Regions from separate parts of the Homo sapiens genome. Here region 2 is linked to region 1. A link is a contact called in ENCODE Hi-C or POLR2A ChIA-PET data. All regions are on one chromosome and are shown on one strand. The core of a region is the stretch at or near the end of the contact, and the rest is flanking DNA. Distances in the headings are between cores, read along the strand shown. Region 1 holds the start of RIC8B (RIC8 guanine nucleotide exchange factor B). Region 2 overlaps RIC8B (RIC8 guanine nucleotide exchange factor B).

What was found. Hi-C counts contacts between places; a loop is a spot of excess contacts on that map. ChIA-PET counts read pairs that join two places held with the same protein, here RNA polymerase II (POLR2A). Pooled maps may share reads with other maps.
Region 2: a loop to region 1 is called in a map of heart right ventricle, with 12 times the contacts of the local background. The contact joins the enhancer-like site here to the promoter of RIC8B in region 1. A Hi-C loop is called at or near these places in 17 of 168 maps with a recorded cell type or tissue (Calu3, K562, PC-3 and 9 more) and 26 of 50 pooled maps. POLR2A ChIA-PET finds 5 or more read pairs at or near these places in 3 of 52 experiments (HEK293T, OCI-LY7 and naive thymus-derived CD4-positive, alpha-beta T cell).

What each region holds. Positions count from the first base shown.
Region 1 is chr12:106,772,881-106,777,922 of GRCh38, reverse strand. It overlaps RIC8B (RIC8 guanine nucleotide exchange factor B), which reads right to left and starts at 3,241. Exons shown (of 10, transcript NM_001330145.2): 1 at 3,094-3,241. The coding sequence starts at 3,177. It overlaps LOC100287944 (a long non-coding RNA gene), which reads left to right and starts at 3,092. Exons shown (of 4, transcript NR_040246.1): 1 at 3,092-3,233. RefSeq lists enhancers at 2,721-2,770, 3,541-4,092 and a silencer at 3,101-3,330.
Region 2 is chr12:106,838,914-106,843,396 of GRCh38, reverse strand. It overlaps RIC8B (RIC8 guanine nucleotide exchange factor B), which reads right to left. Exons shown (of 10, transcript NM_001330145.2): 5 at 580-808. Among named protein-coding and RNA genes, the nearest start is that of RIC8B, 66 kb to the right of the region's middle. Within about 2 kb of position 3,041, at least 7 of the 41 ENCODE cell types and tissues checked have a DNase peak (open chromatin) inside an H3K27ac peak, as active enhancers do; they include endothelial cell of umbilical vein and heart right ventricle, where a contact is called at or near this core.

The sequences.
Region 1 (5,042 bases), core at 1,992-4,491:
ATAGCCAGGCTGGCTACAGAACCTGTGCTCCGGCCACACCTCTTAGGTACCCTGGTCATTATAACTGTAACTTACTGAGTGCTTCCTAGGTGCATTGTGCCCAGTGTTGGCATTATATTTCATTTAATGTAATCCTCACAATAATTTAAGAGAATGGTGATATTATCCCTATTTTACAGGTAAGGCAACTGAGACTCACAGGCTTAATATAATTTATCCATAGTCATAAAGCTAATAAATGGCAGAGTTGGGATTTGAACCAAGTTTATCTGATGTCAAATCCCACCACCTTTCTACTACACTTGACTGCCTCCTTTCAAGGACTAGCTTTATTAGAGGTATAAGGTAGCATAAAGAACCTCTCCACTACTCTCCCAAATAACGAACCGGTCTCTCTCTCTCTACAGCATTCATTTCTCTCTGTTGGACTCCTCAATGCCCTATAATCACCTCATAATCCAAACATTTCTCAAATCCATTTTTCCAGATAAGGAAACTGAAGTATATGGTACCCAACTATTTTTTTTCAGGGTTCTAAATTCCATATACCATAGAGCTGGGCAATTTAATTCCACCTCCCCATTCTTACTGCCTGAACCACTATGATCATACATTCACTTCCTATTCATCTGCTCTCAAAATCTCTCCCTTTGAGGGGCAAAACCTCACTGCAATATGATGTTCAGCCATTTTCTTTGTATTATAATCAGCCCTACTATACTGGCCCTACTACAGTCAGTATTAAATATGAGAGCTTTCTCGCCAGGCACAGTACCTTACACCTATAATCGCAGTACTTTGGGAGGCCAAGGTGAGAGGACTGCTTGAGCCCAGCAGTTTGAGAGCAGCCTGGGCAACACAGTGAGACCCCATCTCTACAAAAAATGAATTTAAAAAGTTAGCCCAGTGCTGTTGCACGCACCTGTAGTCTCAGCTACTTGGGAGGGTCGGTGGGGGGGAGGAGATGGAGGCTGCAGTGAGCCGTGATTGCACCAGTGCACTCCAGCCTGGGTGACAGATACAGACCCTGTCTCCAAAAAAGAAGGGAGCGCTTTCTTCTGAAAGAGCTAACTGACCCAGTTCACATCTAGTCAGAGCACTCTCAGGCTTGATCCCAAAATTACAAGGGTTTGGGAATCTTTTGAAACACTTCAGATACCACCTTAAGCAAGACACACCATGCAAAACAACCTTAAAAACATTCCCAATACAAAAGGGGAGCTGGAGATGTTCAGGATTTAAGCTCTGACAGCACCTGGCCAGGAGTGGTAAGTAGATACCAATCTGGAGGGAGACCAATGAGAAGAGATAAATTGGAGGAAGCAAATCTGGAGTCTAATTAGTTTAGCCATAAAGGGAAGGAGAAATATTAAAGAACGTGATTATATCCAGTTGAAGGTTTTTCCTCCTTCCTCCCCTACAGAAACAAATTCCTATTTATTGCTGGGTATCTGGCATATAGTAAGTGCTAAATAAACATTAGTTGATTCAACAAATGGCCAAGTTCTCTTTGCATTTCTTGCTTCTGAAAATCAGTTTGAAGCTGCCTTATATCTTTTCTGGAAAGCAGTAATAAATCGGGTTAAATCATAATCTCCACAATATGTACAACTATGCATTGAATGAGTTATTCCTAAATTAGGCAGACATGTTCAACAATAAAGTGTATCAGAAAGTGAAGGAGCTAAGATATGAATAGATAGAACCTATGAATCTTCCCAAGGAAAGCAACACAGTACGGCAGAAAGAGCGCTCGCTGGACTTGGAGTTGGACAACGTAAATTCAAATCTCAGCTCTATCTCTCAGTGGCTGTGTGGACTTGGGACCACATTATCATTCTAAATTTTATCATTTGTGAATTGGGGAATACCATCACTCTCCTCCCAGGGTTGTTGGGAAGATTAAACGGGAATTCAGCCACCAGTATGCCATTTCTGCCCCGGGTGGAAAAGATTCAAAAATAAGACACCAATTGTCAGTAATACAAAGTGGATGGATGCAGTGGTGGACACAAAGCAAACACTGAAGGGGAGACGATGTACGGGGGCAAAAGAAAGAAAAACATTAACAGCTAGGTTGTGACTTGGTGTTGGGTGTGTTTTCACAGAAGGGAGTCGCCAGTCATTCCTATAAAGCAGTCTTCTAAACCAAAGGATAAAGGTGTGGTAGGCTATCTTTTGAAGTGAGCATGTAAAATTCCTGGAAGGAAAAGTAATGAAGAGCTAACGGTTCTTGGAAAGAGGTTCTGAGAAGTGACTGGGATTTATAACAAGATACTCTTTTACGCAGAGTTGTGAAGTGGAAAGAACTAAACTGGAATACCAGCTCCAAGTATGACCTTGGGCAAGTTACTTAACCAATCTAGAGTCTCAATTGCAAAATGCAGATAATACCTCACAGGATTGCTGTAAGATTAAATAAGATAATGGATAGGAAAGCTGTTAATGCGATACAAATAACAGGTATCATTAGGAGTTACATTCTCCACCCACTTACAACATTATATGTCCATGACCTTGGGCGTGATTTCAGCTCTTTGCACCTCGGTTTCCTCATCTATAAAATGGGGAGGATGATACCATCTACCCTATAAACACTCTGAGGATCAAAGGAGACCATAGATGAGACATCAATGCCTTGAAAACCGTACAGTGCTAAACGTATAGAAACTGCCATCGTTGCTGATACATTTGATGCATGTCAAGGGCCGTGTTTATGCAGGGAAGCACGTATTTTTATGCTATACAGGTGAGGAAGCCTCTCATGCATTTATGCATCCAGGAGTGGGGCACGGGGCACAGATGCACATCTACGGATTCCGGGGGTGTGACTTGCACGCTTGAGAGGAGGACCGGAGGTCAAGCTGCTGGGCCAGGAATCAGAGGAGTGGGCGCTACAGTGGGGGTAGTGGGATGCAGGATGCATGGATGGAAAAGGCTGGGGGCACAAACACGCATGCCCAAGCCGGAAACGTTTTCGGGGGAGAGCAATGCGCATCCCCGGAATGAGGGGGGTGGGGAAGGATGCGATGTGCAAGCACGGAGGGCGGCCCGGGGGTGCGATACCGCACGCCCGGGGCCAGGACTCTTTACCTTGTCGCTGTAATCCCTCAGGACCCGCTCGATAGCCCCTGCTTCGCCGGCCCGGACGATGTAGAGGGCGCGCTCCTCATCCATGGCCGCAGGTGCGGGGGAGCCGCGGCCGCTCTGCGCGCCCAAGCCGCTGCCTCCAGGTAAACGCCTCGCGCCCCCGCTCGCTCCTTCCCAGCTTCCTTCCTTCCCTCTTTCCCTCCCTCCGTCCTGCCTCCAACCCGCCAGCCTCCGCCCGGGCCGGCCCGACGTCACCGCCCCTCAACTTTCACCCCGCGACGTCACCGCTCCCCCAGCAACCGGCGCCTCACGGCCGCCCCTGACAAGGCCCAGGACTCGGTCGAGGCCTGGCTAGCGGACCGAGGCGGAGTCAGGCCCAAGGCCCTGCTTGCTCTCCTGCCTCTCCCTCCCTCGGAGAACTGTCCAGTCTTTTAAGGGGGCTTTCACAGACTGAACCGTTCTTCTTTCCTGACCCTCCTCTATGAATCATTCTCAAAGGACTAGAGCAACCCGGCTCTTCCCCGCCCATCTATGAACCAGCCGCTAAATGGACTGCAATTCCCTGCATGCAATGGGGCTATCCCGCTCTTCCATCTAATTTACTGGCGTGCCGAATGGCATGCTGGGATTGGTAGTCATCCAGCCGGAAAGAATTCCCGCCAAGGGCATGCTGGGAACTGTGGTACCGCGAGGGCCGGAAACGGGAGTCTGGCGGCCGCCTGAGGCCAGCGGCGGGGAGACCGTTAGAGGGAGGGTCTAAGCGTCTGCTTCGGTTTTGTTCGTTATGTCGCTGACTGTCCTGCTTCAGTCTCGGCTGGCTGGGCTGGCTGGACTGGCCGACGGTCGCGGAAACTGCCATCCCTTGGTGGGAACTGTCAAGCACGGTTTAATTCCCTTTTCTCATTTAGCGGTTTCGGTCTCGGGAATTCCTTCCACCCTTATTTGCGTTCTTGTTATGTACTCAGCTACAGTAATGTGGGAAATAATTGAAGGCAGTTATCTGGATAAAAGAGGACTCGGCGATTTTCTGCCTTAATACTAATCTCTAGCATGCATCTCGTGCCACCGGGGCTCCAGACTCTCTTAGGTAATTTCCCTATATCCTCTAATTCTCCCAACACAAATTTTTGTGGAAATAAAAAGGAACCCGAATAGTTTCAGTAATTTATCCTAAGTCACACGGCCAGAGAATGGGAAAGTCGAGGTTTGAAACCAGGCCTTTCCCCCCGAAGCGGCCGCTCTACGACCTCCGGGAACTGTAATAATACCGATACAGTAGCGGTGGTGGTGATGACAAAGATTCCCATTGCCCCGGTGGTAATTACGTGTCAGGCACTCTGTTAATACTTCACCTGTGTTAGCTCAATCAATTTCATACACATTCATTCAACAAATATTTGAGAGCCTGTGCTGTGCCCAGGTGCTGTTAAATGCAGTGTGGATACAGTGGGCCCAAAGTAAAGTCCCTGCCTTCATGGAGCTTCCATTCTAGTGAGCACCCATATGAGTTATTCTCATTTTAAGATGAGGAAACTGAGTCTTGGAGAGGTTAGTTGGTTAATTTATCAAAATTGCAGATTTTTGGAAACTGAATTTGAACTCAGAGCCTGTGCTCTTTCTGCTCTCCCAAGCTTTTTTTTGATGGAAAGTGGATGAATTCTCCAAGTAATTTCAAGTTTTCCATTCCAAGCAGCCTTTACCCATAATCATCCTTGATGTCTCCCCTACCAGTCTCTCCCTCTTGAGCTGTGCTGAAGAGGAACTAGAGGGGGCAAAAGTTTATTTATCTAATGATTGAATTTCTTCTATGCTGTGGTAGATATTCTGCTAGATACTGGGAATTCGGAAATAAGAACGAACATGGGACCTGAGTTTATGGAGCTTTTGGTCTTTCTGTATATTATACTTTCCATGCAGCAAACATTTATTGAGCATATTTGAGTCAGGCATTG
Region 2 (4,483 bases), core at 1,792-4,291, 66 kb before region 1:
TTTTTTGGTCCTTCCTGGATGTTCCTACATTTTCTAGGATTCCCATGGGCTTAGCCAAAGGGCTTGAATGAAGCAAAATTTTGGTGACTGGACTATGCTACCTTGCTGCCTTTTAATACAGATACCTGACAAAGTGAGTGATAGACCAGAGAATGTATAAACAGCTCACAACAAATGGGAAATTGACAAGGTCTTCTTTTTTCTTTTTTTTGGGAAGATGTCTTTTAGGTATTATGAAGAGTATTTAGCAAGTTTTTGGGGGGATATTTTTTATTTCTAGGACTCACAAAGTAACAAAATGGAACAGTAATTACTTTTTCCTTTGTTTTCAAGCACTAGTCATAATTTTGGTGTTGCATGAACATAATTTTCAGCATTAAACAAATAAATTAACATGGCTTCAGCAATTTATCATATATTGTAATAAACTGCTTTCCAAAGTAAAAACAATTATGCAGCACATCAGTCAGAAAAAAAGCTTAGATTTAAAAATCATGCTCTGTGATGTGTGTCTGTATGTATGGCACATTTACATTCTTTGGAAGCATCTTCCCAGGGCTTCCATTTTATCAGCCTTACCTTGTCTATTCTCTTCTCCATAAAATTCAGTAAAACATGAATGGCCTCCATATTCATACCATTGTATACCATGGTATTGTTTTTCAAAACTGTTTCTTTCTCAGCTGTTTTATTACTGGGCAGTTCATCTAGAGTCGTTGCCTCTTGGGCTGTTTCTTCATGGGTTAACGGACAAATGAGAACATCCAAACAAGAGACTGGAACATTGCTTAAAAGGTTGACTGCATTGCTGAAAAGCAATTAAAAAAATACAATATTTTAACTTGATTGAATAGTCCTTTAAAATGCAAACATAATAAGAAGTTCAAAAGTGACTTTTAAGAGTCAATTAAAATATTTCTTTTCCAAAAATGAGCCATTATGGACACTTGACACTTACTATGAGATAGGAAATAAAAAACTGTTTCAAATATATGTTGTACAAATTAGAAAAAAAACAAATGTTGAATAGACAGACACAATCACATGATGTCATGTCACTTTCTGAAATGCTAAAATAGGAATTAGTGAGCTTTAATGCCAGCTCCTTAATTTTATTATGGCAACAATGCTAGCTTTGCATTTCTTCCCTGGGATTTTAAATCCTTTTGTGGATCCACTGGTGTTTTATTATTCCTTAGATTACAACATAAAGCATTTGAGAAACACTGAAAATAAGCAGCTTATCAGTAGCAACAACAATAAACCAAATATGGTAGAATTAAGTTTTATTCTTTCTAAATGTAGAAAATACAATTTAAAAATCATCCCAATTTTTGTAAGACATATGCAGAAAAAGGGAAATGGAGTTTTTTCTCTCTTTCTTATCATCAGGTCTCTAAATGAAGTTAATATAGCTATTTCTAATCTCTAGCCCCTAGGCCTTTCAGCTGTGTATTAATGAATACACGAGACTGGGATGCACACCAGTAGGGGGAACCCAAACCTTATATTTTTGGCATTCCCTAAAAACCTTGTTCTGTTGTTCAGTGTACAAAAGATTAAAATGACACTAACAATTTCAAAATTAGATATGTTCTCAACAAACATATTTTCTTCCATGAGTTATTTCATATTCTTTCATCTAAAAGGAGTGGTGGTGTTCTGGGCTAACTGGCTCTTATATGCCTGTGCCTTAGAACTTCCTGATCAACAATGGAAAGACAGGCATTTTATTTCCTAGTGACAGAGAAGCAGATCTAAAAATAACCACATCCTGACTAAAAATAAACTCCTGCAAATGCAATTTAAAAGTCCAACCACTTGGAAACCAAATTTAGAGCTTAATCTATCTGATACTATCTTAATTTAGACCAGTAGCTCCTTCTACTTTAGATTATAGTGACACCCTAAAAAATAAAGCAAAACAAACAGAAAAACAAAGAAATAGAAATACAAAAATTTTTCTTTCCTCTACCCTGAATTGTGCTCCACTTCCCCAAGAATGAATATTTCCTTTCTTTTTATATTATGGAAAAATAAAAACCAGTAACAAGTCAGTTGAAAAGTTAGACAATGCAGAACAGAAAGTGGTAATGTATAGGGCATCAAAAAAATGAATCAAGAGCAAAAAATAATTTAACAAGTCATATGAATAAATGGTTCCTAGTAAAATACAAGTTATTTGATTGCCCTCACTAAAACCAAATACTGCTGCTGCTACTGGTGTTATGCACAAAATCTCTATATTTGGTTATTGGTAAATAATCAAAGGTGGCTGAAATATAAGCTTTCCCCAAAACTTTCTCTTAAAACTTTTTTTTGCAAATATCTGTAGTTTATCTTATCTATAGTTCAGAACGTTTTGCTTCTATCTTAAGCACTTAGAAATTGTTACTAAATAATACCATAGATTCATTGAGAATAAAAGGGGGGAAATAACTCTACCTTAGAATTATTTTCAAAAACTGTATACAAGCCATTCTGAAATGTTATGATTTTTTCCCTAAACATCAGGCAATAGGCTCTTAAATACACTGACCGTATGATGCTCTGAACCTACCAGAGACCAGATTGAAAAGTTTCAGATGGGTCATTTCATTACAAAGGAATGTTTCCCCTTTAAATTCGTTTAAAGTAAGCAGTTTCCAGGAATTCAGTAAATTTAAGAAACCAAATGTAGAGTTTGATTCAACAAATATTTGGAGGTTTTAGGCTTTTCAAGAAAAGTTCCCATTTTCTTATTTCTTATTTAACAACTTGGTTTCCAAACAACTACAAAATTAATTTTTCTGGCTCACTGTGTTTGAGCTATTCTTTTTAAGTAAGGAAGGCCAGCTTTTTGAGCTCTGTCACTTCTCTGACAGTTTTATTTGTGGTAGAAGAGTGTATGAAATTCTCCAGCTACCAGGAAGTCAGTGACTATGCACAGATCTGCACAATAGTGTTTGCATTCCTACTCCAGGGGGTAGAAATACTGTGTATATTACACTCCCCTTTTCAGCTTCCTAGAGATCATTAATCACTGAGACATGACATCCTCCCGCTCATGCTCCCAGCCCCCTCCTGATATGCAGATTCAAAAGCAAGACCTATTTAGAACTCCTTAATGCCCTGATTAAAGCCTTGTCAGTTGTGGGAGAGGAAAGGCAATCTAAAATCTAGTCCTCTGTGAATCGCTGGACAAAAACATGAAATTACACTGAAGAACATGATATGGCACACGTAGATCCATAGCTGTTAATAAATCTTGCTGGTCAAATGTATCTTCTTTATATTTGGGGCTTACATATCTTTTTTCAAGGCTGTAAAGTCTATGTAAACGAATCTTAAAATCTCCAAAAGATTTTCCTTTTGCCCTCTTTATTCATTAAAAAAAATTGTTTTTGAGATAGAGTCTCTTGCCCAGGCCAGAGTGCAGTGGCATGATCATGGCTCACTGCAGCCTTGACTTCCCGGGCTCAAATGATCCTCCCACCTCAGCCTCCTGAGTAGCTGGGACCACACGCACACGCCACCATGCCCCTTGCTAATTTTTTAATTTTTAGTAGAGACAAGGTCTCACTATGCTCCCCAAGCTGGTCTCAAACTCCTGGGCTCAAGCAATCTTCCTGCCATGGCTTCCCAAAGTGCTGGAATTACAGGCGTGAGCCACTGCACCCAAACCCCTCAAAATCTTTGAAAAGTATTTTTTTCTTTTGTGGTAAGAGCACTTAACGTAAGACCTATTCCCTTAGCAACATTCTAAGTATACAATACAGTATTGCTAACTATAGGCTCTGCTACACAGGAGATCTCCAGACCTTATCTTGCATAACTAAAACTTTGTATCTTTTGACTGACACCTCCCCATTTACTCCTCTCCCCAGCCCCAGATAACCACTATTCTACTATCTAGTTCTACAAGCTTCACTATTTTAAACTCCTCATAAAAGTGGGATCATGGAGTATTTGTCCTGTGCCTGGTTTATTTCACTTATCATAATGCCCTCCAGATCCACCCATGTTGTTCCAAGTGATGGGATTTCCTTCTTTTTTTAAAGGCTGAATAATACTCTACTGATTCTGCTCTGTGTGTGTATACATATATACGCACATTTTATCCATTCATCTGACTGATAGACATTTAGGTTGTTTCAGTATCTTGGCTATTGTGAACAGTGCTGTAAGGACCATGTGATGAAAATGCAGATATCTCTGTGAAACAGTGATTTTATTTCCTTTGGATATACTCCCAGAAGCGTGATTGCTGAATCAAATAATTCTATTTTTCATCTTTTGAGAAAACTCCACACTGTTTTCCATAATGGCTATACTAATTTACATTCCCACCAACAGTGTAAAAAGATTTCCTTTTCTTCACATCCTTACCATCGATTATCTTTTGTTTTTTGAGGTTTTTTTTTTTTTTTTGGAATAACCCTTCTAACAAGGTATGAGGTGATACTGAGGTTTTGATTTGCATTAGTGATGTTAAGTACCTTTT